Regions from separate parts of the Mus musculus genome. Here all the other regions are linked to region 2. The links are chromatin loops, found by intact Hi-C in ENCODE. Cell type or tissue: heart. All regions are shown on one strand. Links, peaks and the distances in the headings refer to the core of each region. The heading gives the core; the rest is flanking DNA. Region 1 overlaps 2700049A03Rik (RIKEN cDNA 2700049A03 gene). Region 2 holds the start of Dact1 (dishevelled-binding antagonist of beta-catenin 1). Region 3 has its middle 53 kb from the start of 1700083H02Rik.

Region 1 (10,955 bases), core at 3,786-8,785, 110 kb before region 2:
CCCTGTCTGTGGTCACAGACACTTCAGAGGCTCAGTTGAGGAGGCTGAGAGCTACTTTGCACCACCTTGCTTAGCAGGAAAAGGAAAGATAGCAGGGAAGGAGGGAGGGAGGTAGACATACTAGTAGTAGAGGGTTGTTTACTATTTCATTATATATTTAATTATATAATCCTATATAATGGGAGAATGAACAGAAAATTGTTACTGACCTCTAAGGTTCTGATAGTCAAAAAATACATGTTAATGTAATTAGGTAATGAGATCTGGAATTGTTTCAGCAGTGCCTTGAACAGGATCTTAAGTACTCTAAGTCTCCTGTGGTAGTTTGTGATATATAGATAGATATATAGATTTATGTATATATGCATTAATATGTATGTGTATATAAATTTAATGGGTTAAAAATCAAAATGGCACAGCGGTCAAGAGGAGGACCACTATTGCAGAGGACCCATGTTTGGTTTCCAGCCCCCACATCAGGTGGGTTACAGCCACCTGTAACTCCAGTTTTTGGAGATCTGACGTCCTCCTATGCACTTCATGGGCACCTTATGTGCACATACTCACACACGGACATGAATTAAAAGTAATGAAAATAAATTCTTTATAAAACACTAAAATAAGAATAAGATCCAGGGAAAGTAGTCATTCCTGGTTACTCGAGCCACAGATGAGAAAAAGGCATTGATGATACCATGTTAGAGATTTTATTTACATGGATACAGCTATCATACACACATAGATGAGAAAAAGGCATTGATGATATCATGTTAGAGATTTTATTTACATGGATACAGCTGTCATACACACATATTAATTTTCTTTTACAACTGTTAAGGGATGAAATTTTTCACATTTTGAAATGTTTCCAAGTAACTTAACAAAGGTGATTATGCTCTGCTGCGCATTCCATTCATTGCTAAGCATTGTTCACTTTGCTGTTTCTCTCAAAGCAGTGTTTCACAAAGGAGTAGGAAAATGCTTCAGGAAGTCTTTTTTTTAAAAAGAAAAAAAGAAAAACAAGTCTCCTGAGAAGATTTTGTTTGAACAGTTATTTTCTAACAATGACTTGTTAAGTAATTATTTGAGTCTCCTGTATTACAGTCACTGTTGCAAAATAATATGTGAGAAGACATAATTATAGTAATCTTACTTTCAGAGAATTACATGTATGTTTGGCTTACTTAATACACCACTATGGGATTGTTATTTATTCTTAGAACTTTATCTGGTATTAAAGTAAATTGATCAACTGAACCCAGACAAAATTATAACCTTTCTTTTTCTACATTTGAGAATATTTCTAATTGTAATTTTGTTACTGTATATAAGTTTATAGTAAATGCAAATGAAAAATATAATCTAGGAAAGCCCAGAGTTAACTGAAACCATGTGCTGTTAGGTACGTTAACCCTACACAGCTAGGAGGTGTAGCCAGAGTTAATAAACTGTATTTCATTAAAACAGAATATCCAAAAATAATTTAAATAATTTGCTATACTTTATCTTATAGCCAAAAGGCAAGAAATTGTTGTTTTAATGAATTTTAAATCATATTCATTCTTGTATTAAGAAGGAAATTCATTTTGTCTGATGCGGAGGCTCACAGCATCTCATGTTTTTCAGACAGGTGTTTTGAGGCACAGTGAAGCCTAGGGAAAGTGTTGCGTAAATGAGGCTTTCTGTGCCTCCCCTAGTTTAGACTGCCGGATGTCCGCCCAGAGGAGGAAGAGCACTGAGGGGCTGTGGAGACTCTCGTGTTTCTGAAGCTTTTTGTTGTCTGTGGCCCAGGTTGCAGCATTTCCCCTGTGCTTGACTGCTGGTTTGCCACACCTCGTCCTGATATGCACTACATAAACGGGAAGCAGGATGTCATGTGAGCCCTACACTCAAGCCATCAGAACGTCATGAAAGCACTAGTTTAGTTGTGTGAGACAGAAGATCTGTCATACATTTGCACTTAAATTGCTTTGTAGTGTTTGTATATATTTGAGGCAGCTGTGAAATGTTTTTATTATAGTCAAATGGCAATGAGAGCTACATGACAATAGTGAGCTCATCTTCTGGTATCATTTCTTCCTAAAGTTTCATCAGTCAGAGTTGAGAAAGTGGAGTTGTATGATAGCCGTTTTTGATGTTGTCTTTGTGTCTGCTCTAGGAAGATGACCCTCCCAGTGAAGGGCAGGTGATTAGGAGGCCCCACAAAAAGCGTCATGAAGATGCCATCGTTGCCCTTCTTACTAAGCAACAACGGGAGTTATTAGTTTCACAGCAAGAGGAGGTACTTTTCAACCATAAAGATTTTTGGGGGGAGGGCTAGATATAAATACAGGAAAAATATTAAATATCCAACTTTTAATTTTGATAAGACAGTGTTTAAGATACTCTATAATCAGAGTCATGGTCCTTTTAACCTAGATTGAACTGAGCTTTGTAACTGAGAAAAATTTCGACAATCTCCTCCAAACTTTTATGTTACAATTTAAAAACACAACAAAAAAATATGAAGCTTTAAAGATACAATTATTTTGTGTGTGTGTGTGTGTGTGTGTATGTATGTGTGTGTGTGTGTATGTGTGTGTATGTATGTGTGTGTGTGTATGTGTGTGTGTGTATGTGTGTGTGTATGTATGTGTGTGTGTGTGTATGTGTGTGTGTATGTATGTATGTGTGTGTATGTATGTGTGTGTGTATGTGTGTGTGTGTGTGTATGTGTGTGTGTGTATGTATGTGTGTGTGTGTATGTGTGTGTGTGTATATGTGTGTGTGTGTGTGTGTGTGTGTGTGTTCGGTTCCAGCCCACACCCACATACATATGAATACACATACAATACCAAATGCCTTTTTAAACTTGTTTTCAGAAAAGGTTTCCATGTACTTACTTACTGTGTGTGGGAGCAAGTGCACACCCAGATGTAGAGGTCAAGGCTGACTTGGGGTAGTAGGTTCTTCCCTACCATTCGGGTTCCAGGGATTGAATTCCTTAGCAGATGTCACAGATGGTAGCCCTTACTTGCTAAGCTGTCTTGCTGGGCCCTAACCTAACTTTTTAGACTTATTATTTGTGTACCTGAAATGTGACATTATAAGCACTTGTGTGTTATGAATCATCATATTTACAAGAGAGTTCCTGCTTTGGATGATTTACTATAATGGGCCTAATGGTTTTTCTTATTACTGAAGGACTTGGATAACAGCGTGGGTGAGCTTAGTGAAGGACAGAGGCTCGTGCTGAAAGCAGCAGAGGACATCTCAGCAGGACCGTCCGGCCAAATGCTGCCGCCCACTTCTCCTGCAGAGCCCTCCTATCAGCACGCAGACCCTCGGCTGGTATTGCAGCAGTCTGACATGGCCTCAGGTACACACAACTAGTTCTTCTTGGTGTTTCTAAAAAATACTACTTTAATCCTATTGCAGTCTCTTACATTCTTCCCAGGCTGTTGCTGTAGTGTACTTTACATTACAATCCAGCGATGTGTTCTTTGTATGAATAGATGAAGGCTTGAAGATTTTATTATATCTTTTCTATGATATACAACACTTTCTCCTGAATATGTTTTGTGTGTCTTCATTCGTATGGGCACATTGGGAGGGATATGAGACAATTTTTGTAATATACATACTTAAAAATTTATAATATAGATGTACTATTTTAATGTATACTAGAAAAATATAACCTCTCAGAACCAATAGCCATGTTTAAGACAGAGTTCAATGAGATCATACCACTCTAGAAATGTGTTCTCTATAGAGTGTGATTTCTCAGATGTAGTGTTTAGTGTGTTTGGGCTATCTTTAAGAGTAACTGCAATTTCTGTTGTAGCACTTTGGCGATTACTAGCATAGAGTTAATTCTCATTGTCTGTGGTAGTGTAGCCTATAAGTTAAGCACGTATATATTAGGAAACACTGAACTCTTAGGAGAAATACAGGATTGGGTTCCAGGAAGCCTCTTGGAACGTTGTCACATGATCGGTATTTAACCTGGCTTTATGTGTGTTTCTGTTTAAAGACATTGTATTTAGTTTCTGTGATTGATTCACCAACACTGAAATCACAGCCAAAACACTATAATTCATTCCCAAAGAAGTGTATATAACACATAGTCCTCCCCAGGCGTGTCAGAGTCTTCTTGTGCTCAGGAACACTGGGCAGTAATTTTCTTTTGAAATGATTTAGGTATCATTCTAAGTTCCCAAAGCACAAATGTGCGTGTCTGTACTTAGGTCTGTCTGTCTTTCTGTCTGTCTGTCTCTGTGTCTTGCACATACGTAAGTGGGGAGGAAGGAAAGTATAAAGGAGAGTGAATGAACACAAAAATGTGGAAAACTTGGCATTAACTTCACTGTTCAAAGGTCATCTCTTATAGCTAATGTAAAAAGGCAGAGTGGGGAATTTTATGGTGGGTGATGGTTTTTCACTGCATTGCTAAGAGCCACAAAAAGACCATAAAGTTTCTGTGAACAGTGAGTTTTCATTAGAATTATGTTTCTGTGAGTAGGTAACTTTGCAAATGGAAATTGGCCAGTTAGGTGGGTTCTGACTTTCCCAGACTCATTAATGCATTCTGTATTAGGTTGGTGCAAAATCAATTGTGGTTTTAGACAATAAAATTTAAATCACTGTAACTAAACTCTAACACATCTTTATCAGATAGAAACTATTATAATCAACATGCTTTTTTCTACAAGAAATTGACTTGCTTATTTCTATAACATAAAACTCTATGCTTTGCAGCTTGACAAATTCCTGAAAAGTATTTTCTGCATTCTGCTGGTTGTGGAAATACTCATCCTGCTAAAAGTTCTGCAAAAGCTTAAAGAGGCAGCAGTTGGTTGGTGAGATAAGTGAAGCTGGTGTATCAGGCAACAGCTTGGTACTAATTTCTTTGGCCCTGTCCGTTCACCTTTTGAAGCACTGGCTGCGCAGGGCGCTGAGTAACCCCGAGCTTTCCCGCCTGTGCCTAAATCCCAAGTGTCCACTTAGAGGCTGCTTACTAACAATGCGATGGCCTTTGCTACACTTGTTCCCTGACTGCCTCATAACTTATTTCACCTATGCAAACTCTTCTGTTTGCCACAAGGCTGGTTACCTCCCCTCAGTTTCTTTCTTTATTCTTTTTGTTTTTTTCGAGTCCCCTCAGTTTCATACGCCTAACTTCCTCAGAATCTGGGTGGCAAATCTCCTGCCTCTATCTACCAGAGTTTTAATCTGTCTACTGAAACTTTCACCTTCTACATCCTGCTTTTTGTTAATAGGCCATCAGGTTTTTATTGACACAAAGTACTCAAGGGTCGTCCCTATAGTAAGTAGTTGGCTGTGGTTGTGGAGAAGACGCTGACAGAGAGTTGGGCCTCGCTGGCCAGGGCTGTCTAAGCATCCCAGTGTGCTGAGTGTCTCAAGCATCCCAGTGTGCGAGTGTCTCAAGCATCCCAGTGTGCTGAGCGTCTCAAGCATCCCAGTGTGCGAGTGTCTCAAGCATCCCAGTGTGCTGAGTGCTCCTCAGATGCCATGGTTTCCTGGGGTTCAGGAAGATTCCGTGGCTGGATGGATTGGCCACGGGCAGGAGCCAGGATTTTTCTTTCCATGCAAGTTTAGCTTTGGGAAGTGTTTTGGAGCTTTTTAGTCCAACCTCTGAGTTGGTCACTGATGGTTGTCAGATACGAACCACTTTTTGCTCCATGTTGCAGTCCAATCAAATAATGTTTGGTTATCGCTGCATAGAATAACAGGGTGGAAGTTCAAAGGTATGACTTATAAATTATTTTTTAGTCATCTCATGAGGTCCTCACCCAACTTTTCTACTTTTCCAACTTAATTCAAGTGTCTAGCGGCCATCAGTGATCCACACTGAATTCTTGGCAACATTAGTGTAGTCATAAGAGCATCGCTTCAGTAATGAACGATTGTCACCAGGTTTGATGACTGGGCCACTGCACACCTCGTTGTCAAGGCCTTCATCTCTTTTGCAGAGCGTCTCCACACACCTCTGCCTTGTGTGTTCATTAGCACTTTCAGGGCCAGATGAGTTGGTAATGTTGTTAGTTGTCTGTACTTTTTCATTGTCTATTTGAACTGGAATAAGAAAATTGCTTCAACTTGTTTCTTGTTCATAGTCATTACTATAATATAAATATAAAGTAGGCAACAAGTAGTGTCACTAGCAAAAAACCAAAACCAAACAAAGCCAAAAGACCCACGACTCCGAAGTAGGAGCGTTAAAATGATATAAAATATTACCGTATTTATTTAAGAATTTATTCCAAAATCAAAAGATAAATTTCAACAATACAAAAAAGTTTACTCTTGCCGGGCATGGTGGCACATACCTTTAATCCCAGCACTTGGGAGGCAGAGGCAAGCTAATTTCTGAGTTCGAGGCCAGCCTGGTCTATAGAGTGAGTTCCAGGACAGCCAGGGCTATACAGAGAAACCCTGTCTCAAAAAAACAGAAAAAAAAAAGTTTATTCTTACACCAGCTTGAATAAATGACACTTTAGGACATTTGAAATTAGACATTAGAGCATTGTGGAATATTTAGTGTTGGCTTCATGCTCAGCGAGAGCGTTAGATTGTTCAGAATTGAAAGAAATTCAGGACTGAAGTTTTCAGTATAATACACATAAAATTGCTGTTTTTCTCATTTTGTGCATATGGTAAGAGTATTACACTTGCTACATACTTTCAGATTAGTTTTTATACAACATAAAATGCAACACAGCTGACTGGGAAAGTGCAAGAACCCAACAGACACTAGAGGGCTCTCATAGAGCACCTGAGAGACACTAGGAGTTAAGTCTTGGCTCTTACCGCCTGTCCAGCATTTCTTATGTCTCAGGTGGTACCCAGATCGCTTGTGATGTAGTAATTATTTTTGTGTGGAATCATTGTGCTCTAATGTCTAATTTCAAATGTCCTAAAGTGTCATTTATTCAAGCTGGTGTAAGAGTAAACTTTTTTTTTTTTTTTCTGTTTTTTTGAGACAGGGTTTCTCTGTATAGCCCTGGCTGTCCTGGAACTCACTCTATAGGCCAGGCTGGCCTCGAACTCAGAAATTGATAACTATTATTGATAATCATTGATAACTATTATTTCTTTTTGAAACTGGTAATTATCTTAAAAAGGTAACCATATTTGAGAATAAGATGGATTGTGTGTAACTTAATACTTTTTGCTCTGATTAAAATATTTTATTATCTATTTGTGAGTGCATGTGTGCATGTCTGTGTGTGCATGCACACTTAGATAATGACTTCCAGAGCTTGAGTCTCCTGTGTGGGTCTTAGAAATTGAACTTAAGTCGTCAGGATTGCCAGCCACTAAACTGTCTCAGTGACCTTTCAGTATGATTTATCAGACTGTTCTGAATATACAGTATTCTTGAGTATACAGAATTGAAAAGTAATATGATATAGACTTTATACTTGCCATCACCCAGTATAATGTACAAATTATTCTAGAAAACATTTTTAATAAATCATAACATCAAAAGATTCCTTAATTGGAAGTTTATAAAGACAGGTTTTAGATAATGACTAGTCTGCAAAATAAGTGTTTTTATTTATTTAATACTTTTTACTAGTTTGCAAAGAATCAGGTTTTATTATATCTTTTTTTGACTAAATTTTAATATTTGAGATTTAATCTTTAAATATACATTTACATATATATGCATGTATGTATACACACACACAACACACATGTGAATGTGTGTGTACATGGAGGCTAGAAGAGTTAGGGCCTCTGGAGCTGGAGTTACAGGCAGTTGTGAGCTTCCTGATGTGGTGCTGACACTAACCCTGCATCCTGCGCTTGAGCTTGACCACTGAGTAGCCCCTCTAGCCTCTGAGTTCTCAACAGCAGGCTCACTGTATTGTCTTAACCATAACAATGAAGTAATATGGCACAATATTGGTTGTGTATGTGCATGTGTGTATACATACACACTTAGATGTGTATGTGACTATATTTGGAAGAGGCAATAGCTGAGTGGTTGAGAGTTTGGGTTTTTTAAACTCCTGAAATGTATTTTAATTCTAACTCTGTGTGTCTTTCTTTGTTCAAGTAACTTATGTCTAAACTTCCTATTTTTCATTTTTTAAATTAATTTTTAAGTTTAGTATGCAAGTAGTAGTGGGTTTCATTTCAGTATTTGCCTGTGCGTCCACGTGTGTGTGTGTGTGTGTGATTATATGGTATTCTTATTCATTCTTTTCCACCTGCCCACCTTTTGCTATCCTTCCTTCTCAGCTCTCACCAGTGTCCTTCCTTCTTGCCAGTCTCCTTTTTCTTTTGAGTCCTATGCATCCCATAACCCTTTCACTTGTCCCTACTCCTGTAAGATGGTCTCCTCCTTTCTCATGGTCCCCTTCTACATTAACAACTTATACAGAGGTAGACTGGGATATTTGTCTTTCTGAGTCTGTCTAGCTTACTTTGCTTAACGCGATGATTTCAAGTTCCATCCATTTTCTTACAAATGTCATTATTTCTTTTTTCTTTACAGTTGAATACAATTCTGTGATGTTAATGTATATTTTCTGTATTCATCTTTTGATAGACGTTTTGGTCTGTTTCCATTTCTTTAGCTTGTAAATAGTCCATCAGTAACCATGTGCATCCTGTGGTATGTTGACTTACAAGTCCTCTGTGCTCTAAGTGGGTCCTGTGGTGATTTTGTCTTTAGCTTTTGAGGAACCTCCACACTGACTTCCATGAAGGCAATACCAGTTTATATCCCACCAACAGTGAATACGCATTTTTCTTTCTTCACATTTTTTAGCATTTGCCTTTATTTCTGATAATAACTATGCTGATTGGGGTAAAATGGAATCTCAAGCAGTTTTCATTTGCATTTCCCTAATGGCTGGGAATATTAAATACTTTTTTGAATATTTATTGACATTTGTAGTTCTGTTTAGAAATTGTTGTCTCTGTGTGTGTGTGTGTGTGTGTGTGTGTGTGTGTGTAAGCCTGTGCATGGGTGTGGAAACCTGAGGTCAGTACTGACAGCTTCCTTTACAATGCTTCCCCTTGCTTTCTGAATTAGTTTCTCTTACTAAACGTGGAGACTGCCAATTGATTTGACTGCCTGTCCAGTAAGCCTTTGGGATCTACTTGCCTCTGTCTTCCCAGCACTGAGGGTACAGGCACAGCAATGCGCCTGGATTTTACATGGCGGCTAACGATCTGAACACAGAGCCTCCTGTCTGCACAGTGAGCATGGTCCCTGTGTCCCCAGCCCGTGTTCTCTCTAAGAAGTTTATTCAGTTCATTACTCCATTATTGTTGGGATAATTCACTTTTAAAAATACTTTGTTTCTTCTTGTTTTACGTGCATTGGTGTTTTACCTGTATGTATGTCTGTGACGGTGTCAGATAGCCTGGAATTGGAGTTACAGACGGTGGCGAGCTGGGACCTGGGAGTTGAACTTAGGTTCTCTGTAAGAGCAGCAAGTGCTCCTAACTGCTGAGCCATCTCTTCAGCCCCAGTTAGGTTTTTTTTTTTTTTTTTTTAAGTGTTTTGTTTGTGCAGTTCTTTATATTTTGGATAGTAATCTCTTGTCTGACATGTAGCTCACAAAGATACACATTTTTCTCCTTCTGTAAGCTGCCTCCTCCCTCTGTTGGTAGTTTCTCCATTGGGTAGGAACTGCTTGATTTCTTGTACTCTCATTTGCTTATTCTTAGAATAATTTCCTATGTTACCATAGGAGTTCTTTTCACAAAGCCCATGCCTGTGACTGTATCTTAAGGACCTCTAGCAGTTTGAGAGTTTTAGGCCTTATAACTGTGGAGGTGTTTCATCCACTTGATTTCTGTGCAGGGCAAGAACTATCGATACCCATACCTTTTCACATGTAGATACCCAGTTTTTCTAACACTCTGTTAAAGAGGCTGTCCTCTTTCTTTTTTTTTTTTTTTTTTAGAGATTTATTTATTTATTATATGTAAGTACACTGTAGCTGTCTTGAGACACTTTAGAAGGAGGGCGTCAGATCTCATTACAGATGGTTGTGAGCCACCATGTGGTTGCTGGGATGTGAACTCAGGACCTTTGGAAGAGCGTTTGCTGCTCTTAACCGCTGAGCCATCTCACCAGCCCTCCTTTTCCTAATGATTGTGTTTCGTTAAAGATTAGTGGGTGTAGTTGTGCAGGTTGATTTCTGGGTCCCCCGTTCGAGTCATTGCTCTGTGTCTTAGTTACTCGTCTTGTTGCTGTGATAAATATCTTACCAAAGCAACCTAGTGAAGAATGGGTTCATCACTGCAGGGAAGGCGTGGCGGGAGGAGTGGGAGGAGCTGGATGATGGCCGCCGATGCTCCACTTGCTTTCTTCTTTTAATTCAGCCTAGGACCCTGCCCATGGAATGCCTAAGGTGGTCTTCCCGCCTCCGTTAACCTAATGTAGATAATTCCTCACAGCATGCCCAGAGGCTCGTTTTCTAGGAAATTCAAGATCCTGTCAGGCTGATGATGTTAACCATTACAACTCTAAATCTTACTAATTTGGCATCCAGTCCAATTACTTTTAAGCCATAACTTTCCACCCTTTTCCCCCATAGACTCATGACCATTTTATAATAAAAAATTCATTTAATCCAAAAAAATCTCCATCATTTTTAATCATTACAACATTGTTTAAAAGTCCAGAAGGGAATAATTGGGACAATTAGAGGAAATCAGACCAAAGCGAGACTAAAACTCAGCAGAGAATGTATCAAATCCTGCAACTCTGTGTTCAGCTCTGGGACCTGTGATGCAATCTCTGGGCCCCAAAGGACTTAAGTAGCCCCTTCTTCATCCCTCCATCTCTGTCACTACCGCATACATATCCTTATCTTGTGTCAACTCTACTCCGTGTCTGGAGTTGTCCTTGGCAGCTGTTCCTTGGTTCTGGTATTTCTAACATCCTGGGTTCTCCATTGTAAATTAGGTCTTTCTTTTGTAGTTTC
Region 2 (10,955 bases), core at 3,657-8,656:
CTTAGACATATGAGTATCTTCAGAAGTCACACTGAGACTCTTCAGCAGAAGCTCGGTTGTATGCCACCTCTTTAACACTGACACCCAGCTAAAAGATAACTTTTTCCCCCCCAGGGATGAGATGTATTTGGTCATGGAGCCCAGAGGATGGAAGAGACTATTTCACAGTCTTTCAAACAACACAAGCATTGTCAGAGAGTGCCGTCTGCCACACCCTTCCCCATTCCTCTCTGTCCTCAAAAGATTTTTCCTGTGTTCAGTGCCGAGTTTTGCTACCAACTTTCTTTTTTGATGATCTTTTATTTCAATGTCGGCTTTCTTTCTCCTACGTGCTCACTGACGTCTGATTGTGGGGTCAAGCTATAATTAGTCTGTATATGAAGTTTAGTTCACTGTGGCTCTTTTGGCCCTAGACTCAAATGGGCTTTGATGTCTGGCTAGAGCTTTGATCCCAGAGCCTCAAATGGTGGTCATCACCCAATCCAAAGGATTGCTCTTTCTTCCCCCTCCTCCTATCTGGAGACAGCTTTCCTCAATTACAGCAGTCGTGTCTGTTTGGCCATAAAAGCTGCAAGCATCATTTGTTGCTTTTCTCTACTGCAAATCGTGAAACTGATACTCCTTGCTGTGTCTGCAATGGACTATTCACTGCAGGATAAGGAATTTGCAGAATGATGCTCAGACTTTGATGCAGATGCTCTTTGGAATTGTTCTGTCCAAGGGTGGAGCTTCATACTGAGATGCAAGGGCCCTTTCTGGCACTGCTTAGAAACCATCTTTAAGCATATGTTACACAGTTGCGGTGTGTTTAACCCCCATGCTTTCTTGCTTGTAGCATTCACAAGGCAACAGGTCCATTCTGTCTTTAAAGCCACACTCCCATGGTTCCTGAGAAGAGTAAGAGGGAAAGACCAAACTAGCGCTGAACACCACTTGAAAGGAGAGAAATAAGTTGCACTATTAGAGGAAGAAGCTCCCGTGGCTGCTTAAAAGAAAGGGAGAAAAATCAAGATCACAGCACAAAGTGAGACCCTGTTCGTAATGGAAGGGGACCTTGGGTGATTACTGGCAACAGCCTCCTCGTTACCTACAAAGAAAACACAGACTTCAAGAATCAAGAAAATCCAGCAAACTCAACTAGAAAGTATTTGTCTGTTGGGTTTAGCAGAGAACAGGGGCAACCAGGCCAGTCACACTTAATCTGATGACATTGGGAATTTTCCTGGAAAAACAATTACAGCATTGAGCTCCTTGCTTCGAACTTCATTTGACAGCCGAAGTTTGTTTTAATTGGCATCTGAATGAACGGCATTACTTATTAATGTGTAATGGATACTTTGGAAAGCATAAACCCCCGCCCCCCATTTTGGAACCCTTTGCATACATTAGTTTTAATATTTAAACTTGTTGTGAATGCTTTCTCACGGAGATGAACAAGCTGCTATGACAAATGGCTTGCTTTGGACTAACAGGCCAGCCTAAAGGGGCATTTGGTTGGGGGCGGGGGAGGGCAGGGTGTGTGTGTGTTGGGGGGAGGTGGGAAGGTAGAGGAGAAGTTTGGAGACACAGCGACATGTCTGTCAGCTGTAACAAGATTTATTAGCAGTGTGTAAAAACACGTTTCAGCTTCTCCCACCCCTTCGACTATATAAATATAGTTGTCAATGTGTGACATAGCACAGGCCACAATAACAGGGTCCACCCAGCCAGAAGGAACCTAATTCAGAACTAGGAAAGCAAGAGGTCTGTTTAGAAATGAGTAGATTGGAACAATGGCAGAGGACTTGGGAGAGTGGCCTGTGTCATGTAAGGCAGGACATTATTCTAAATTTGTCTTCCTGAAACTAGGAAGCAAATTTAGCTCTTGTGTAGTGTTTGACACACAGTAGGCATAAAGAATGTGTGTCCCGTAAGCTTTGTACATCTGGGAACACCTGAATATGATTCCATTTTTACATCATGCTAATTACGAATCAAGGCTGTCTTCCATTTTATGTCTGTGGGAGGTAGGAGGCAGGGTGGGGGGTGAGGGGGTGGGGGTGCTTGTGTAGCTGGGGGGGGGGATAACGGGTGTGAGTGTGAGGCAAGGAAGTGCTTGCTTTTGTTTGCGTCTTCTTGATAAAGGTCAACTTAATTCTATTTGTTGTAGAGATTAAGTGGGAACTATTGCGTTTAAAAGTATGCTAATAGAAGAACAATTTCTAACTATCCTGCATCCTCCGGAGTGTCCTCTGGTAATTATTAGTGGCATGCTTCTAGGCCTTGCACCTAGCGAGAGCACCGGTACTATGAGGGTATTAAAACAGTTCCTGCCTTCAGGGAGCTTTTATGACGTAGCTGGAGAGAAGATACACAAGGAACACCTAAGCACACAGATTGTGTGTGCCCAGAAAGAGAACCAGACAATAGTGTGTGAGAAAGACCAGGCACTCATGCAGTTAACCAGTGGGGGCAGGGGGGCGGGTATGGGGCATAGGGCATGAACAAATTGATCTTGGAAGATTAGACCACATAGAGAGTAAAAAGAGAGAGAATTCCTTGCTGAAGTGAGCAGCTGGGCAAAGGTGTAAAATTCTGAAGTCATGACCTGAAATGTGTTCCTTCATAGAACACTTTGTCTTAATGATCTCAAATTGTGACTCCCTAAATTTAATTTCTGAGGTTCTAGGATTCAAGGCATGAGGTGCAGCTCCCATAAGCCAGCTAATGGCGTTTCCAGATAGATCCCCGAGCCAATGAAATACCCACTGAGTGGCATCCCAAGGACACAAGGTCAAATCCTGAATGGTATTTTAGGGGAATTCTAAAATAAGTTCCCCTGGGGTCGGGGAAGAAACCCCATGAGCACAATATCGTTCTCTCTCTCTCTGTCCTCGACCCTGAGATCTGCCTGCCTCTGCCTACTAAGTGCTGGGACTAAAAGCATGTGCCACCTCTGCCTCCCGGAGAGAGATAACTATTTAAAGATTTATGTGCTGGACCACCGCATATGTATTATACGTCGTTTGCCACTGTAATTCTTAGAATAGACTGGTCTGTTAGCTCCATTTTACTATTGGGTAAACGGAGGCACAAGGAGGGCACTTAACTTGCTATTCGTGGAATCAGATTCAGACAGTCTGGATTCGGAGTCAGGGCTCTAGTGAACAGAAGCTAAGGAACGGTAAAAAACAAAACAAAACAAAACAATAGGTGCTCACACGCCACCCCTCATAAAGTCTGGGCTTTTATAGGAATTGATGCGAACGCTGGCCTCACAACAGCATCCTTCTGTAAGACTTGAAAGGCCTTCTTCAGCAAAGCTCCGATTAAAAGCTGAAACAAACAAAAAGAGTTTTAGAACAACGTCCTTGCTTGTTTTTTTTTTTTCCTTCCAGTTACAAAATAGAGTTTAAAACAAAGGCGACCTCCAAACCCAAGTCTACAGAAGTGGTGTTCTGAGTACCGAGTGGACATTAGCTTGGGATGAAGAAACCCAGAGCCAAGGGAGAGGACTTGGAGCGTGGACACGTGAGGAAGGGGTTAAGTTTCAGAAAGTTGTCCCGGGAGCCCAAAGCCACGGCGCCCGCGGACCGGCCCTCGGGGCTGGCTGTAACAAGATGCTCGGCCCTCACCCGCCACCGCTGCCGGAGATGGAGCCGAGCCAATCGGCGCCGAGGGGACCGCGGTGCCGCAGGACCGAAAAAGGGGGCGCGGAGCCGGGGCGGGGCCGGGGCGGGGCGCAGGCGGCCCCGGCGCCTGACAGGAGCTGATCGCCGCGAGCCGGCGGAGGCGGCGGCGGGCGGGCGGGCGAGCAGGCGGGGTGTCGGGGCCGGGAGTGACGTAGCGTGGCCGGGGCGTTATCAGCTGCGGGGCGGCAGACGGGAGCAGCGCGGGATGCGAGTGCGGGCGGCATGAGCTCGCGGCCGGGGCCCTAGCGTGTGCTGCTGCTCCCGGGCTGGCGGGGCCTCGGGGGGTCATGAAGCCGGACGCAGCGCGCGAGCCGGAGCCGCTGAGCCCCGGCCGGGGCGCGGAGGCCGAGGGGCGCTGGCGCGAGAGGGGCGAGGCGGACACGGAGCGGCAGCGTACCCGCGAGCGCCAGGAGGCCACGCTGGCGGGGCTGGCGGAGCTGGGGTACCTGCGGCAACGCCAAGAGCTGCTGGTGCGCGGTGCGCTGCGCTGCTCCGGGACCGTGGGGACCGTCGCGCCGCGCTCCGGGGAGCTGCGGGGAGACGCGGCGCAGCGCAGCCGCCTGGAGGAGAAGTTCCTGGAAGAGAACATCTTGCTGCTGCGAAGGCAGTTGGTAGGTGGTGGCCGGTGGCCTGTCTGGAGGGTGGGCTGATGGCCTCTGGCTGTGGGATCCCTGGCCGCGACGTGACCCCCACCTCGATTTTCCCTGAGCCCGTGGTGTCTCGGATGCCCGCTGCCCATGACTTCCACGCGTTGCTGGCGGATGCCTGCTTTGTGTCACCTGAGGAGCTGGCGGATTGCGGGGAGGGGTGGCTGCTCATCTATCCTGCATTTGGAATTCTTGGAGTCCCTTGGTTCCAGCCTTAAAGTTAGGCTACTGCATGCCCCCTTCCTCCGAGGTTTGCAACCCCCACTTAAAATGCCATTTCACCTTATGGTCTCCCTGGTTATCCCTCCCCGGGAAGGAGGGGGGGGGGTGCGCACAAAAGCGAGGAAGAGGCTTGTTGCTTGCCTAACTGTCCAACATTGAGTTTTACGGTTACGGCGAAGCTCCTGCTGGGAGCCGTGCCCTACCCGGTGCTTTCTCTCCTGCAAGTCTCTTTTGCCTGGGCTGGTGCTTAGTTTTAAATAGAAGTCCTTTGTATAAGGCAGCTAAAACTAGATGCAAATACTGGCAATTTGGCCGGAGACCCTGCCCCCTCCTCTTTTATCCGGTCCGCCAGCTGTGCTTGGTGGTGGAGGTGGGAGAAGAGAGAACCTGCTCGCTGGGAGTATTTATCTTATTGGATTTCTGTCACTGTCTCAGTCGTTCTGTGCAGTCTTCATTAGCAAGGAAGAAAAAGAACTTTGGACCTTCATGTGTTGAGAACAGCTTTTGATGCTGCCTCAAAATAATGGCGGCAGCTTTGTTTCAGTGACCTCAAAATGTAGTTTTGGAAACAGCAAAAAGATTATTATCCCAGCGTGTTGTATTAGACTACTTAAGCTATATAATGGCCCCCTGAAAGTGATGTTGTGGGTTGTCACGTGTTTTCTTGTATTACGGTTTTCTAGATTTTTTGTGTAGTTACAGAGCATCAAAGTGCTTTTATTTAATTCATTTTTTTCTGATGAAATTCAATTTTTGGCACACAAGCATATGGCTTACGTCTCTAAGCTTTCAGAAGTCATAGGTCGTGAGCAAGGACCACGTATCTATTTTGTAAGGATGTGTGCTGTGGTTTGTGCAATAGCTCTGTTTTGGCATTTTTACTGTTTCTTTGGTAGAAGAACAGAATTGTATGTACGTGAATTTGAGCCAGTTCTTTCTGGTTGTGACTGGTCGTTTACATTTCGGTATTGTCTTGTACAATAGCACCTTTTTTTTTTTTTTTTTGTCTTCCTGAATCTCAAGATCGAGAGAGCAGCGCATTCCTATTGTCCGCTTCAGGGGAGCAAGGCAGTGTGTCAGGAGAATTCCACTCCAGTCAATGTTTATGGTACTATTTTCATTTGTAGACTTGGCATTCTTGATTTAAACCAGATGCCTTTCGAGTTCTTTTGCTTTTCCAGCAGTGGGGAGCACTAGATGGCAGTGTGAGTTAGCACAACCAGTCTGTCACCTTGGGAAACCCAAGCTGAGTTCAAATCTTGACGGGCTTTCCCTGGAGGGTTTTGGATTCTGCCAGCTCACATTATACTTGGCGCTGGCTATTAGTATTAATTTCTCGCTTTCAAAGGCCTTAAGACTGATTAAGCCCCACTAAGCAACTAATAGAAAACAAAATTCTGTAGGCCATGACATTTGGCCAGAAAACCTCACCTAAGAAAGATTCGAGTGTAATGTAGAAAATCTGTTGCTTTGACTTCAAGAGCCCACTGTGAAGGACTTTCTTTAAACTGGCTGCACACCAGATGATTCGAAGTCTATGCAAATTCCTTGCCCAGACCTATAAAAAGTCAGTTTGTATAGATTAGTGAAAGCTAAAAACAAATCTTTTCCATCCTTGCAGTACCAGGTATCGAACACAGGCACAATAGCCAAGATCTCTACCAAGGAACTACAACTCAGCCACATATATATCCAAAATTTATTGTGTGTTTGGTGTATGCAAATGAGTGCATCGGTGTGGCACATCGTTCTTGTGGAGGTCTGAGGACCAATTCCAGGAGCTGTTTCTCTCCTTCTGTCCTGGGTTCAGGGGACTGAATTCAGATGACCAGGCCTGGACAGCAAGCATCTTTACCCATGAGCCATGCTATAGCCCTGTTATTATTTTTAATGAACAAAGTTTATATTACCAAAAAAAATTTGAGAAAGATCTAAAGATAGAGGCCATGCCTCACCTTCTGATTATGCAGTAGCATTTTGATCTAAAAGGGCTTGGGGACACTCAGAGGAGTGGCTTCCATGGGGGACTTTCAGGTTTTATCACTATGTGCTTGCTTATTTATTTAATTTAATTTAATATAATTTAATTTAATTTTATTTTCATGCTTCTCTCTAATCAGAATTGTTTGAGGAGAAGAGATGCCGGTTTGTTGAATCAGTTGCAAGAACTTGACAAGCAGATAAGTGACCTGAGACTGGATGTGGAGAAGACATCTGAAGAGCACCTGGAGACAGACAGCCGGCCTAGCTCAGGTGAGGGAGCCAGCGAGTGGATCTAGCGTTTGTTTCCAGTGTGAAAACAACTGAACAGTAGCCTGCCATTCATTTGCTTGGAGGGGGAAGTAAACTCAACCCTATAAGATTTTCAATAATGGGGTTGAGCTGCCCAGTGATCCTTGAGTTTTAAAACTACAGACTTCCATTGAGATTTCTGAAAGCACAAACAGACCTCCTTTGAAACCTGAGAAATCAGATCTGGTCTAGAAAATTAGTCACACTTCAGCTTCCTGAGATGGCTGCAGTTTCCCCTTCTTTTAAGCCATTTGGCTCCTTAAGTTTCTTTTTTCTTATACTTACTATTTACTTGAGTGGTTTTTGTTTTTGTAGCCCAGGCTGGCCTTGAGTCCACTCCCGTCCTCCTGCTTCAGCCTTCTGAGTGCTGGGATTATAGGCATGAGCCACCATACCCAGCCATACCCAGAGAAATTAGTTATTTCTTCTGAAACATTCCTGGTAAAGTTGAGGGTCTGGCAGATGTGGGTTCCTTTTTTTTTCACACCTTTAAAGATGGGACAGAAAGTAGGATGAAAGGAACTTTGAACTGTCTCTAGCATTACATGATTTTTACCTTCTCTAAGAAATATTTGAAATAAAACCATATACTTAATTTTGTTTAAAAATCTACCATTTGTGTGATACACCCCCCTCCTGCACACACAAATAACTGGAAACAAAAATGAGCTTTCCTCTTCTTTGATGTGTCAGCCTCTGGTCATTTTATTATTATTATTTTTTAAAAGATTTATTTATCATATGTATTGGATTCCATTACAGATGGTTGTGAGCCGCCATGTGGTTGCTGGGATTTGAACTCAGGACCTCTGGAAGAGCAGTCAGTGCTCTTAAGTGCTGAGCCATCTTTCCAGCCTGCCTCTTTTTAATATACTTGTGTGTTATTGCTTGATAGGATCCTAATTCCAGCCATCCTTTTCCTTGTAGGGTTTTATGAGCTGAGTGATGGAGCTTCGGGCTCCCTCTCTAACTCCTCCAACTCCGTGTTCAGTGAGTGTTTGTCCAGTTGCCATTCCAGCACCTGCTTCTGCAGCCCCTTGGAGGCGGCCTTGACCATCTCAGACGGTTGCCCCAAATCTGCAGGTAAGGATTTTAGCATGGACAGAAGCTCTAATTGGAAGAGGTCAGGGGTCTTTTTTTTTTTATATATATTATATTATATGTAAGTACACTGTAGCTGTCTTCAGACACTCCAGAAGAGAGCATCAGATTTCATTACGGATGGTTGTGAGCCACCATGTGGTTGCTGGGATTTGAACTCAGAACCTTTGGAAGAGCAGTCGGCGCTCTTAACCACTGAGCCATCTCTCCAGCCCCGAGGTTAGGGGTCTTTATGGCTATGTAGCTTCAGCTATCTTTTGATAGGAAATAATTTGGGCAGTGTGCTGCGTGTACTCAGTGCCACAGTTACACACAGAGCCTACACTTTGATCTAGAGGAACATCTACACTCCTCAGCTCTTTGGTGACAGTTGGCTTTACATTATGGAATTAGAAAGGCACCTTACTCTTGGGGGAATTGTCCCTGTATTAGAGAGACAGAGCTCTGGTTCTTTGCTGTTTAACATCTCCCCTCCCTCCCTCCCTCCTTCCCCTCTCACCCCTTTCTGATGTTGGTGATTGAATCTAGGGCTCTGCATTAAACACATACAATTCATCTACAGCCCCATTTTTACCTTCTTCTTTGTGTTTCTGGGGTACCCCTGGCTATCTCTCTCTCTCTCTTTTTATGTCTATCAGTCTAGCCAAGGACTGCTGACACTTTGGGAGCGGTGGCCCTTCCACGTTTCTCAGAATACTCCACATAATGAAACTGCCCGTAGTCTGTATGTCATAATTCTCCATTGCCCAAGACAGGCATGATATTGCAAGTATGGAAGAACTTATGATGACCTGTATATATTTACCTTCTTTGAATTTTCCCAACAGGTTTTCAGGGTACAATTGTTAACATTTGGGGTACAGTTAAGAAAAGAAAATGAGGGGCTGGAGAGATGGCTCAGCAGTTAAAAGCACTTACTGCTTTTGTAGAGAACTTGGGCTCAGGTCTCGGTATAACCATCTATAACTCTTGGTCCAAGGGATCTGACCTTTGCAGGTTCCTGCACACATGGTATATATACACACCCTCAGGCACATACACATAAAATCAAATATAAAAAACCCGAGGCCTAGTGAGGTTATTTAAATGATTTAAGGTTACATAGTTGGGCCATAGCAGAATTCAAACTCAGATCTAACTTATGTTCTGCCACCACTCCAAGGGAATTCAGAAATGGCTATGTTCAGCCATCTCATCTGTTTTGTTTTGTTTTGTTTTGTTTTGTTTTGTTTTAAAGTGTCCTGTGACCACAGATATTGTGAGAAGCTTCCACTTGAGAGTTGTCCTTGAAAGTCAGAACTCAAGAGCACTCCCTTATTCCTGTTGTATTTTGGTAACATAGAACAGCAGAGAAAGCAAGAGGATTGGAGCTGGGGGTGGCGGCAGGATGGGCTACTACGTTCATGGTTTTCATCCAAGTACAAGGCTGATTGAGTCCAACAAAGCAGACAGCACACTGAGCAGCTGAGGTTGCTAATTGGTCAAGCCTTTCTGTTTGTACAGTGTGTGTTGTCAGCAGCAATCAACCATTTGGGAGAGCACAGAACCCTGTTATCTTGTATCAGTCTAGTATCTGGGCCTCAAGTTCATTGTTAATTGCTCCCCATCACTCCGAAGATCTGGTTTCAGAGGGAAACTTTATAAACCCATTAAGAGGCACTTTGAACAGGTTTTCCTCCAAGACAGACCCCTAGTGCTTCCAAATGCCACATCCTTATATAACTGAGACAGTTGGGCTGGGACTTGGGAGACAGTTTTGTCTGCTCTAAGTAGAGACAGGAGATAAATGGCAGCTCATAGGCAATGACTTTAAGGCAAAGAGCAGGGTTTTAAGGTACTGGGGAGGATGGTAGGAAATGTCATTAGCTAGGGAGGTCTCATTCCCCCCTTCCCCCCTCCCTCCCTCTCTCTCTCCCTCCCTCTTGTTTCATTGTATTTTGACATGGACAGTTTTGAAATATAAGAAGCTTCTTTTAAAATAGAATTTTATGTGTATGAATGTTGAGTAAGTTCACCACATGTGTACAGTGTCCACAGACCAGAAGAGGCATAGGATCCTCTAGGGCTGTCAGGGCTTTGAGCAGCCGTGAGGATCCTCTAGGGCTGTCAGGGCTTTGAGCAGCCGTGTGGTGCTGAGAACTGAACCCAGGTCCTCCCTGAGAGTAGCAAGTGCTCTTAACTGCTGAGCCTTGTCTCTAGCCCCAACAAATTTATCCTTTAAAACTGCTCAAACTTTAAAAATTCCTTACCCTATTAAAATATTGTCTTTTCTGTCACTGTTAAAGATATATGGTGACTGTTAAATTTTATTAGTTGTTATTGTAATATGATCTGGGGGCTGGTGAGAAGGCTTGGTGGTTCAGAGCGCACACTGCTTTTGTAGAACACCCACCTTAGGTGGCTTACAACGGCTTGTAATTCTAGCTCCAGAGAATCTAGTCCTCTTCTCACCTCTGTGGGCACGGCACTCAGGTGCACTAACACATAAGCAAAGTTAAAAATAAGAGCACTCCTTTAAAAAAGCCTTGATATGTTTTGTTGATTTTTTTCCCACAAAGGATAGTTATGTTTAAATAGATTACATTTTGTATTTTTTTTTGTTTGTTTTTAAAAAAATACAAAAATGGCCACAGCAAGTGTCTTAAATATTTTAAAGAGAAACCAGAGGAAGGAGAGTAGACCAGAAAAAGAAAACAAAAAGTTCTAAGGTGCAGTTATTGGAAACAGATCACTTATCACACTGGAAGGGTACCGTTAGGATTTTGATGTGCTTAATGTCAAGAGTTTGTTTGCATAAAATTTTATCCTGATTGATATCATGATTTTCACTAAGCTTCATGAAGTGTTCCCTTACATTATTCAGTAGTTTCAGAGCATTATGAATGGCTATTTTTTTTTTTTTTTTGGTCAAAATTCTTGAATAGTGCTTGCTGTCATTCAGTCATCCATGTGCTTCATGTAAGCTTGCAGAGGAACCAGTGTGGACTAGTTCTCGATCCTTTGCTATTCTGTCTCCATCCAG
Region 3 (10,955 bases), core at 3,637-8,636, 130 kb after region 2:
ACCACAACGTGAGGAACTATCAAAGGGTTACAGCATTAGGAAGGTTGAGAATCTCTGATTTAAAAGGAAGCCTATGGGAAGGGTACGCCCCTGGTCTCCGTCCTTCTCTCTGGCAGCATGAATATTTAGACAACGGCCTCCTTTCATTTTTGGAGGGTTACAGTTCAGCTTCCTCGTTCAGACAGCATCAATCTTCCTGTGATAAACCCAGAGTGGGAGATGCACTGGAGCATCTTCTGCAGGAAGCACAGAGTCTTCTAATCGCTGTAGGAGAAAAGTAGGCCCGAAGGAGCCAGTTGTCTGCCCTCAAGTTCTTTCTTGCTCCAGGATTTTGCATCTTTCAGCACAATTATCTGAGCCCCATGTTTCTCATCTGTGAAATGGGTCCAATAATACAGGCGTCACAAGCTTATTGCGCTAAATGAAAAAGCACTTACCAGTATGGGTGGGAGGTAACAAAGTGTTCCCTAGTGTCTAGTCTCTTTACAAATGCCCCGATGATTTTGACGTGCTAGGCAAGGGAAGAGTTTCCTGCTTCTATATTCTCTGTATGGGGGGCCTGACTTTGGCACAGTGGGAGATGCTTCCGATTTTAAAAGCCAGCAAAGCACCTAACTAGCCATTCGCTCATGGTTAGGCGCTTATGGTGCCTTGGGCATTCGGATTAGGACTACAAACAAATAAGATACCAGCAAAGGTGAAACAGCTCCCATCTCTGACGAAGGGACTCTGCATGGGCCCCTCACACTCATTGTCTAAATTATCCTCTACAAATCTTTGATGATCTCCTAGTTTTGTTCACCATCTGGAACTGGCTGCTGGCCTTCATTCTGTGTCCATTGGCAAACTACATTGACCAGAATACCAGTAAGCCACTGCTACTGCTGCCGCTGCTGCACCGCCGCCACCACCACCTACATCCACACAACCCCTCTTGGTTTCTTTCCATTTAAATGGATTTAAGTTACTCTAGACAACCATTGCTCAGCATCTCCTTAGATATCTGTGCATTTTGGGTAATGCTGCAAACGTATCCCCATCTTGGAAATTTGCATAGGCTTTGCATGGGGTCTGCTCTCATCGGGGCCATGCATGGGAATGGATCAGCTGTCAACGAGACCCTGAGCAAGTCACCTACCTGTCCTCATTTCCTCATCTGGAGAATGAGCACGTGTCACATCACAGGCAATGCCTGTCTGGCTCCTGTGGTGTGGGATGTGGGTGACAAGGTCTGGCCTCATGGAAGACCCTGTCAGGGAGGTGTGGGGGACCCAGGAGGCTGGAATTTTAGGTGAAGGGCTTCACTTTTAGAGATTTAACAATTCCCATTATTATCACATAAATCAAATGGACAGCCTTTGAGGGTTTATGGCCCTCCATCTTCTTAGGGGACACTGCCTCCTCCCACTTTAGATCTTAACCCAGAGGCCACCTGGAGAGGAAGGGGGACGTTCTCAAGGAGTGTTCTAATAACCAGCTCTGGGGTGAGCCAGAAGGAGGAGCAAGCTTTCTCTGGGGAGGAGACATCAAATCTGGGGCCTCTGTAGGGTCCCATGCCCCACCCCCACATTCTGTTTAGCTTGAGTCAGAGGCGAGGGTACTCAGGCTCACAGATGGGAGCTGTTTCATCTTTGCTGGGTCAGAGGTTAATGGAGATAAGTAGTGTCTTCCTACCAGGAGGCCCCAGGAAAGCCCAGTGTGTTCTTTGAGTCGAGTCGGGATCTTAGAGATTCAACATGCTGATATTCTTCTAGCTTTTGCAGAGAGAGTGAGGACCTGGGAGAGAAAGCTGCAGCCAGGCAGGCTGGGGTGAGAGGGCGACTAGAGGAGCCTGTCAGTCAGTGAATGAAGGGGCTCAGGGTGAGACAGGGTAATTGCCGGTTGGGCAGATGGAAGTCTGTTTGCTTTGCTGTACTAAACTGGGGGTTTGTGCACAGCCCTGATTCCATTTTGCTAAGTGTGTCCCTGGAGCGGGCTTACGCGCACTAGCTATGATGCTTGGCTGCCCACCCTTGCCACCCATGGCTCCTTTCCCTCAAACCAAACCATATAGCCTGGGCACTAACTCTGACCTATCTCTGGCCAGGGTCTGCTGTGCAGGCAGCTGGTCCATTCTGACATAGCCATGTGTATCTGCAAAGCATGCGTTATTGAGACTTTGGGCTTCTCTTCTGGGTTAAAGCAATCGCAACAGGTCAAACTGGGTAGCCAAAGAGGGACAAGAATGTTTCTAAATGCGCAGCAAACCGCTCCTTCTCTGGAATTCCTTTGTCACACCACATAAAAGTACATTTTCTGGGCCTGCCAGATGGTTCAGCAGACAAAAATGCTGGCTGTCAACCTTGGGGACCTGAGTTCAACCCCTGGGAGCCACATGGTGGAAGGACAGAACGAGGTTACACAGATTACTCTCTGACCTCTGCTGCACATGTCCACACAATAAATACGATGCAGGTCTACATATTACATATATTTTTCTTCTGTGTTCCTAGGGACAAGGAAGCTATATTTGTCACCTTTCTTGTGTCTGTGACAGGGTACCTGGCAAGAGCAGCTTAAGAAAGCAAGAGCTTATTTTGGCAGATCGAGGGTGGGGGAAGACATGACCACAGGAGTACGAGGTCACCTGGAGTCCACAGTGAGAAAGCAGGCAAGCGAGCGCTCGTGCTCAGCTTGCTTTCTCTAAGCCTAGGATCCCAGCCCACAGAACGCTGCAACCCACCCACCGCCTGGCTCTTCATCAGAAATGAAATCCTTCTGGAATCGCCCTCACAGACACACTAGAGGTGTGCTTCCTCAGTGATCCCAAAATCTAGCCAGGTAACAATGGGGATGAACCGTCACAGTGGGGTTTGTCTCTGCAGCAGTGTTGGGTGTGCATGTGTCCCCAACCCCCCGCCCCCCCTTTAACCTACTGTCCTGTGAGGGCCAGAAAGAGCATCTCTTCATCCTCTCATTCTATGCTGTATACTGGGCAGGCCTGGTTCCACCCCTGCGTGATGTGTGTATGGGTAAGTCTCACCAGACCTGTGGGAAGTAGACACCCACCTTTGTCCATCCCTCTCTTCCCGTGCAGGAGTTTTGCACCTTGCTGGCAGATGATAAGTTACTCTTCTGCCAGTGAAATGAGCCAGTTCAAATCAAATTAAATTATATTTAATGCAGGCTTAGTGTGAAGATACTGTTGGGCTGGCGAGTTCACTCCCCACAAGGAAGGAGGTGAGGAAATTCCTCAAGGGAAGGGAGAAAGAGAAGAGAGGAAATAAAGAGAAAGATAAAAACATGCACGAGGAGTGGGGGGAGATGGAGAAAGAGAGAGAAAGAAAGAGAGGAGAGAGGGAGAGGGAGAGAGAGAGAGAGAGAGAGAGAGAGAGAGAGAGAGAGAGAGAGAGCGCTAGCACAAAATGGCTGGGTTATAGGGAAGAGCCTCTGGGGGAAGGGCTGGAAAGTCAGGGTTTGGGGTCAGGGTATGCCAGGTAGGGAGTGAGGGATGCTGGGAGAATTTGGAGGCCAGGTCTGCTTTGGTTCGTAAAATATGCACCTCAGCAACTTGTCCCAGGGTCTGAAACCAAACAGCAGAAGAAGCAACATGGTGGTTGAATGAATGCCGGTCTCTGTCTCTGTCTATCTTTCTCTCTGTGTCTTGATGCATGTATATATGTATGTATACCTGCATATCTGCATTGGGTATGTCTGTATGTCTGTATCTACCTACATATTTTACCAAGTTATATGTTGCTGGGACCAGCAGAAGAGTGGAACTTGATTATCTGGGATATGCTGCTGGAGTGGTAGAAGCTCTGGCAGACTAGCTGGAGAACAGGGACATTAGCTTAGACCATGACTGTCACATCAGTTTAGTTGTGGCCATTTGGGAATGTGAGCCCTGTCTTTCCAAATCTTATTTTTCAAGAGAATCTAAAAATGGAGATTTTAATATGAAATCTCATTTTTATATGCTGGAATCTAGGTCAATTAAAAGATCCACAGAACTACATCTGTGGGGCAGGTGAGACGTAAGGCTGCCCGTGTGAGTAATCCCGAGGTCGGCTGGGACTTAATGCTTTGGATATGTTGAAGAGATGGAATGCCTTTTCCCAGGCTATCTCATGAGAAAGGTGCAGGCTGACAGACTCCCCTGTGTGCTGGCCCATGGGGCCATGCAGTCTCCTCCTGTCTCTTGTAGGCTGGGATGACAGTCTTATCTCCTGCCTGCCCCAGGTCCCCATGGCCAAGAGGGAAAGGACTTCTCTAGAAAGCAGTGGGGCAGGGGCAAGCCCCAGCCAGTCGGGCAGTGTGGTCCCTGCAACCGTCCAGGGGAGACAGACCTGGGGTGGAGTCTCCACATCACCAGCCGCTGGATATATTACTTTACTCCTCTGGCCTCAGTTTCTTTATCTGTCAAGTGATCAAAAATATTTGCCTTGCAGGATTGGAAAAGTAATTACATTTCATATTAAGGTTATAAATTATATAGAAAAGGATTAACGACTAAGATGCCTGTGGTCTTTTTAGAATAGGTATTCATGGAAGCCAAGAAAAGTTACTCAACCCCTGAGGATCATGACCCAGACAGGGCTGGCCTTGGATGTGTCTTGCAAGGTGAGTGACAGTAGGTGGGGCTGTAGGGATTAAAGAAGAGTTGGGGTTGGGGCAGGGGTGGGAGGGGGGAGGCAGGGATCAACTTGGAATATTTATTGTGACTCATTGGCAATTAGGATAAGCTTCGTGTCTAGTGGTGGCCTCACATATTACCTGAATTTTTACTTTTCATCTGTGGTAGGAACTCCTTCTGTAGCTAAAGAGTCAAAGTTGCCCTCTTCCCATTTTTCTTATGAGTTGCAGTGGCACACTTTATATTCCAGACAAGCTGCGTAGGGTTGCTGAGTTTGCAATAGTGTGCAGTGGAGAGCTGGGGTGGGCTTGCTGGTGTGATTTAGGAAGTAGGAAGACTGCTAAGAAGTGGGTATAAACTGTGGAGTGAAGAGTCTATATTGGAGAGACACAGCAGAAGGCTTGCTTGGTCCGTTACTCAATTTTGAGTTTTTCTGGCATGTGTGCACATGTGTGTGCGTGCATGTGGTGTGTGTGTGTGTGTGTGTGTGTGTGTGTGTGTGTGTGTGGTGAGTGCATGTGTGTGCATGCATACATGTGCATCTATGTGTGTGCATGTGCATATGTATGTGTGTGTGCATGTGTGTGTGTATGCGTGTGAGTGTACATGCACATGCTTGCCCACACACATTCTGATTTTCTGAGGTGCTGATGACTCAGGATAATTCTGAAGAAATACATATCACACACAGGCCAGGGTTTCATAAGCCTTGCCTTCCGCTTGTCCTAGCCTCATGACTGGGTTTTTGGTTGCCTGATGGAAGCCTTACTAAGCTTGTGACAATGAAGTTTCAACCCTGCTTGTCTCTAGTAGATGCAGAATAACTAGCCAGGGAAGACGCGGTAAGTGCTCAGACCCAATGGTGGGGAATCACTGCCGACAGTAAGAGGCAGAAAGCTTGCCTGCTTTCTGTGAAGCCACAGAACTCCTTTGACCAGGCTGCTCTCAATTTCCTATTGGCAACCTGAAGTGGCTGCTACCATCTTTACACTCTTCAGGGCCAGGAGTGTGTGAAGTAGCTATTGGGGAAGGACTGTAGGGCCACTACTCCTGAACGACTCAGGGAGTGCTACATTTAGGTATATGTTTGGCCAGAGCCCACGAAGGTGGTAATGCTGAAGTACTCTAACAAACAAAAGAAATATCTCCCAGTTTTTGTTCCAAGTTCCACCCTACACCCTCCTTTGAGAAGGGCTAGAAACAACATCTCCCAAGCTGGAGAACTATAAAGGATGGGAAATGTGTGTGGTGCATGGGATCTAAATCTCTCCAGGGGCCTCACTGAGGGTCGTCTTCCCAGGATGATGGAGTAGCAACACACACTGCCTGGTTTACTGTTCCCCAAACCCAGAGTTCCCATGCCTGTCATTCTGGGCTGAGAGAGCCTTCTGGGTCTCCTGGGTGGTGGCTTCCTTCTATAAATCAACTCCAGACAGCTGCAGCCACTTGCATCCTGGGATAGAAAAATAGACCCTGTTGCTAGACATCAACCTAGGCTCCACAAACATGGCGGGATCACAGGGCAGGGGGCACCTAGCCCAGGCAGGCACTAGGCAAGCAGGCCCACCAGCCGGGTAGCTCCGTTTGTTTATTTTCTCAGTGGTATTGCTGTCTCTACCAGGAGAAGGGGGGCACCCTCCGCCCCCTGCTGGGCTGATGTGGAGGCCACTTACTCTTTACCACCGGAAAGGCCTGCTGACTGCTGGCTGATTTATTTATTTTAGTTGCACATAGACTGTCTGCTAGGTCTAAGTTTGGAAGCCAACAGGAAGTCATCCAATCTAACACCAAGTGTTCAGTGCTTGTGTTCTGTTTGGGCAAACACATATTAGATTGCGCAAGAAAGGGAAGTCTTCTGTTGGTATATTCCCAACTCCTTCCCCTCCACCTCTCCCATCCCTCACCCCCCCCCACCCCTGCATTGTCATTTACCTCAGGCCAGCTGTGAGATTGATTTCTACATTTGACAACAACCACACTCTTCCAAAATAAGTTTTTCAACATTTTTTTTTCCTGTGAAAATGTAACAGCAGTGTTCAGGGGGAATCCCCTACCTAGATTCTACCGTCCACAGGCTTCTATAATTGGTTTCTTTCTTGGTGTTTTTCGAGACAGGGTTTCTCTGTATAGCCCTGGCTGTCCTGGAACTCACTTTGTAGACCAGGCTGGCCTTGAACTCAGAAATCCGCCTGCCTCTGCCTCCCAAGTGCTGGGATCAAAGGCGTGCGCCAATATTCTTCTCAGTCGTTACAGGCAGCTGCTGTTCTGCATGTCTCCACTACAGATGACGTCTGCCCTCTAGAGTAGATGCATTTAGCCATATTTCATCGTCTCTTTGGGAACGACCTGCTTCAGTCAGTAGAACATGTATTTCTTCTTCTTGTTGTTTTCTTCAATTTTTTTGAAATGAAAACAGTTACATTATTGTCTGCCTTCCCCCTCCTCCCTCCAACCCTTTCCAAGTAACCCCTTTCCTAGCGCTCAGATTCATTGTCTCTGCTTCTGAAATTGCTCTTCTTATATATATATAAATAGATTTCTAAATATATAAATATAAGTTGATCAGTCTGTTTGAAGTTTCTTGTGTGTATATAACTTTACAGGTGACCAAATGGTATTGGATAACCGATCTGGAGGGGACTCTCCCCTGGGGAAGACCGTTTCTCCTCATCTCAGCGTTTCTTAGTTGCCTGTGGTCCTTGTCCAGGGTTGGGGCCCGAGCTTTCCCCCTTCCATGTTGGCATGTCTATTGGGGTCATCTGGACTCAGATCTTGCTTAGGCATCCATATTAATAACTTCATGGGCGCAGCTTGTTTGGCATTTCTAGGAGATGCAGTCTCCCAGCAGACTTTATGGTTCCCTGGCTCTTAAAATCTGTCTGCTCCCTCTTTCAAGATGTTCTCTGAGGCTTAGGTGCAGAGGATGTGTTGTGGAGAGGGGAGGGGACCCACAGGGGCTGTGTACCACATGATCACCTGCTCTCTGCCTCTTGTTCTGTTTCTGTTTTCTGTAATGTCCTTCATCCTTTGCAAAGAGAAGTTTCTTTGTTGAAGGGTGACATCTATACTTACCTGTGGGTATAAGGATAAATGTTTAGATTGTGGCCTGCCTGCCTTCCTTCCGTCCTTCCGTCCTTCCTTCCTTCCTTCCTCTCTCTCTCTCTCTCTCTCTCTTTTCTTTTCTTTTCTTTTTGTTTCGTTTCGTTTTTTTGTTTTGTTTTTTTGTTTGTTTGTTTGTTTTGTTTTGCTTTTGAGACAGGGTTTCTCCATATAGCCCTGGCTGTCCTGGAACTCACTTTGTAGACCAGGCTGGCCTCGAACTCAAAAATCTGCCTGCCTCTGCCTCCCGAGTGCTGGGATCAAAGGCGTGTGCCACCATGCCCGGCTCTTTTCTTTTTTTAAAACACAAAGTCTCATTCTATAGTCCTTGCTGGCCTAGAACACTATATAAACTAAGCTGACCATGAACTCACATAAGCCCACCTACATCCACCTTCAGAGTGTTAACAAATATTCTTGTTCAGGTCATGGTGTGGTGGTGGTGTGTGTGTGTGTGTGTGTGTGTGTGTGTGTGTGCTTTCATTTAAAGTATCTAGTGTGGTCTCACTGCCAGATTGGCTCTGTCATGGACAAGAGTTGCATGTAGACCATTAAGCTGGTCAGAGTTGCCAAAGTAACTGGACAGAACTGTTCCACGGGAGAGTGTACTTAGGTATGTGTGTAACTTATGGATAATACCAGTGGCCCCAACATCCAAAGTATGAAAGGTTCATGGGAGACGGTGCTGTGCTTACCCTATTGGAACTAGAAGGAGAGGCTTGAAGGATGTGCTTACCTGCTGCTGGGTCCTGGATATCCATCACGTGGATTATGGGACAACCTGGAACTGCTAAACCCTCTCCTTATTGTCCCTAATGACTGTGCCTTTAGCACGGGGTAAACCTCAGATCCAAGTTATGGCAGTTATGACTATTAACTTCTGTTACTTAGAATGAATGGCCCATATTGTTAAACATGTGTGTATATGTGTATTTGTGTGTATGTGGTGTGTATATGTGTGTTTATGTATGCATGTATGTGTGGTGTGTGTGTGTGTGTGCGCGCGCGCATGTACGCACATGCATATATGTGTGCAGATCTATATGCCTGTGCATGCATGTGTATGAAGGCCACAGAAAGATGCTGGAGGTCCTACTCTGTCACTCTTCCACCCTTGAGACAGTGTTTCTCGCTGAACTGGAGCTAGGCTGGCACCAAGCAAGCTCTAGTGATTGTCCTGCCACTCAAAGTGTTAGGGTGTCAGGCACACGTGGCCAAGAACAGCTTTGGAATTCAGGTTATCTTGCTTATGCAACAAGCACTCTTACCTACTGAGTCATCTCACCAACCACATACATTTAAAAATAATTTTCTCAGAGTCTGATTCTGGGTTAAACACATTATGACTTCATTCAGTTTCCATGCCCATATCTAGGAAGTAAGCCATTCTTAGAAGTATGCTTCTTTTTAAATGAGGAAAGGAGGTTTAGAGAGGCTGGGCAAGCATATAGTCATTTAGTTGGTAAGCTGTTGGACTCATATAATCACAGAATTGAGACCCGTGCAGTGCGATTAGAAGACTTTTAAGTTCTGCATCATTCCCATTCCCATGTATAATGATGCTACCCTGTTTCCTGGCTTCAACTGTAACTCTTATCTCTTCCTTACTCATGCTTCATCCACTCTGACTGGTTCAGTGTGACTAGACACAAGCCAGACTCTCATAGCTTCTCGACTTGTCAAAGGCTGTTACGTCTGCCTGATGTAGAGTGTTTGATCCACTACCCATCTTCTCTATCAGTTGAGAGTGTTCCTCCAGGATGACGCCAAGCATTGGTGCTCCCACAGGAGCATCTAAATCAAGAGTTGTCCCTTTCCCCTCCCTGTGTTTCTCTGTATCATGCCTCTGTTGGTATTGCTTTGGTGTTTCAGTCTCTGGGTTATCTGTAGCTCAGCCTCCTCTATATTCTAGATGTTAGCTGATAAATCTCCCTGGGAAACATACAGGGAATGCTGGACCTAGCATGAAGAGAGGGACTCAGAACTAGGCAGAGGGGAAGTGAGTCAGGGGTCTCTATGGAGGTGAAACTGTCCTGTAGTGCCCTTCCTCACTGAAGTAAGAGGCTAGCCACTAGTCTCTAAGGACTACCAGTCAGTAGATGTGTACTGTTCCTGGAAGAAGACATAACCATAGGGGTCATAAGAATACTTTGGGAGACCTAGGCTTTGAACTTGTGGTACCTAAAGCCCTTTGGACATCTCAGTAGACATCTGAATTGTATACTATAGCATGAGTTATACATGAGTGAATCCATGGAGGAGTCTGTCTTCCAAAATCACATATGTGGAATATGTAGCCCATGCTTCACACAGCCATTTAAAATTGGAAAGAAATCATGACAGTATAGAAATGGATTAATTCATTAATTTCATTCATGTTAAAAATAGTTATTTGTTTGGTTTTGTCAAGATAGAAAATTTCTTTATATGTTCAACTTTGCCCTTCAAGACAGTTGACATCCCCGAAGGAAGAAAGTGTGTGTCTAAGCTAAAAGAAGCTTTTCAATTTGTTTTGTCATCATCAACACAGCACGTGATCATGAGCATAAAGTGAGCATGTTTATTGATCGATATCAGAACCTGGGACTATGCATATGACTTTGGTGCACCCACCTTTTATTATTATTATTATTACAGACAATGGGGTTAAATAATGATGTAAAGTGCCATTGTGCTGAGTGTTAGGCTCAGATTTAGTCTATAGAGTCTATAAGCTAGAGGTTTCCTTCCTCCCCATTCCTGTATATTCCTGAATTGGTCCTGAGATATGGCCTGATTAGTTTAGAGCTCCCTGCAGATATAATGACTTCTTATCCTGGTTCCTCTCATCCAGATGCAAAAGTGGCCTCTTGAAAGGAAACTCTGGTCTTTGACCACCAGAACCTTTGACACCAACTACCTGGAGGAATCTAAGCAACCAATGGAGAGACTCAGGAAGAACGAGCCTGTTAGTAGAGTCATTCCTTTTGTGAATTATGTCAAGCTGTGGTCAGTTAGAATGATCATGGAATTGCTGACTGATCTGTAGTAATACATATATCATTTGTCATTTTTGTCATTTGACATACTTCCTGGTTGTGAGCCAGAGACACGTTGGTGTCTCTAACCTGAGAAATGGAAAAGGTTTCTAGGATCTCCCTCCTTTACAAAGGCGCAGATACCCTAGTCACCTTTAGCTTTCTTCCTCTGGGTTCAAGACAAGAAGAGTTAGGAAGAAGGACTCTGTAGCATCTTACAATCT

Evidence for each region. Peaks named below come from ENCODE experiments on the same cell type or tissue, not always from the same donor. Only the 100,000 strongest peaks of a DNase experiment are listed, where the experiment ranks them.
Region 1: a loop joins it to region 2, with 5 times the contacts of the local background. A loop is called at or near these places in 12 of 42 quality-filtered maps.
Region 3: it touches region 2 in a loop (2.5-fold over the local background); 5 of 42 quality-filtered maps call a loop at or near these places.

The regions. Positions count from the first base shown.
Region 1 is chr12:71,191,109-71,202,063 of GRCm38, forward strand. It overlaps 2700049A03Rik (RIKEN cDNA 2700049A03 gene), which reads left to right. Exons shown (of 30, transcript NM_001163378.1): 26 at 2,159-2,281; 27 at 3,184-3,358. Among named protein-coding and RNA genes, the nearest start is that of 2700049A03Rik, 60 kb to the left of the region's middle. In heart, for the core only: a CTCF peak has its summit at 6,755 (motif pointing right); no DNase peak of the experiment used is centred there.
Region 2 is chr12:71,306,026-71,316,980 of GRCm38, forward strand. Dact1 (dishevelled-binding antagonist of beta-catenin 1) reads left to right here and starts at 3,859. Exons shown (of 4, transcript NM_021532.4): 1 at 3,859-4,282; 2 at 6,661-6,793; 3 at 7,760-7,915. The coding sequence starts at 3,959. It also overlaps a transcript of 2700049A03Rik not described here. In heart, for the core only: a CTCF peak has its summit at 5,729 (motif pointing right); DNase peaks (open chromatin) are centred at 3,756, 4,396 and 5,746; H3K4me3 peaks cover 2,667 bases; H3K27ac peaks cover 1,961 bases.
Region 3 is chr12:71,432,138-71,443,092 of GRCm38, forward strand. No RefSeq gene overlaps it. Among named protein-coding and RNA genes, the nearest start is that of 1700083H02Rik, 53 kb to the left of the region's middle. In heart, for the core only: a CTCF peak has its summit at 6,258 (motif pointing left); a DNase peak (open chromatin) is centred at 6,284; H3K27ac peaks cover 611 bases.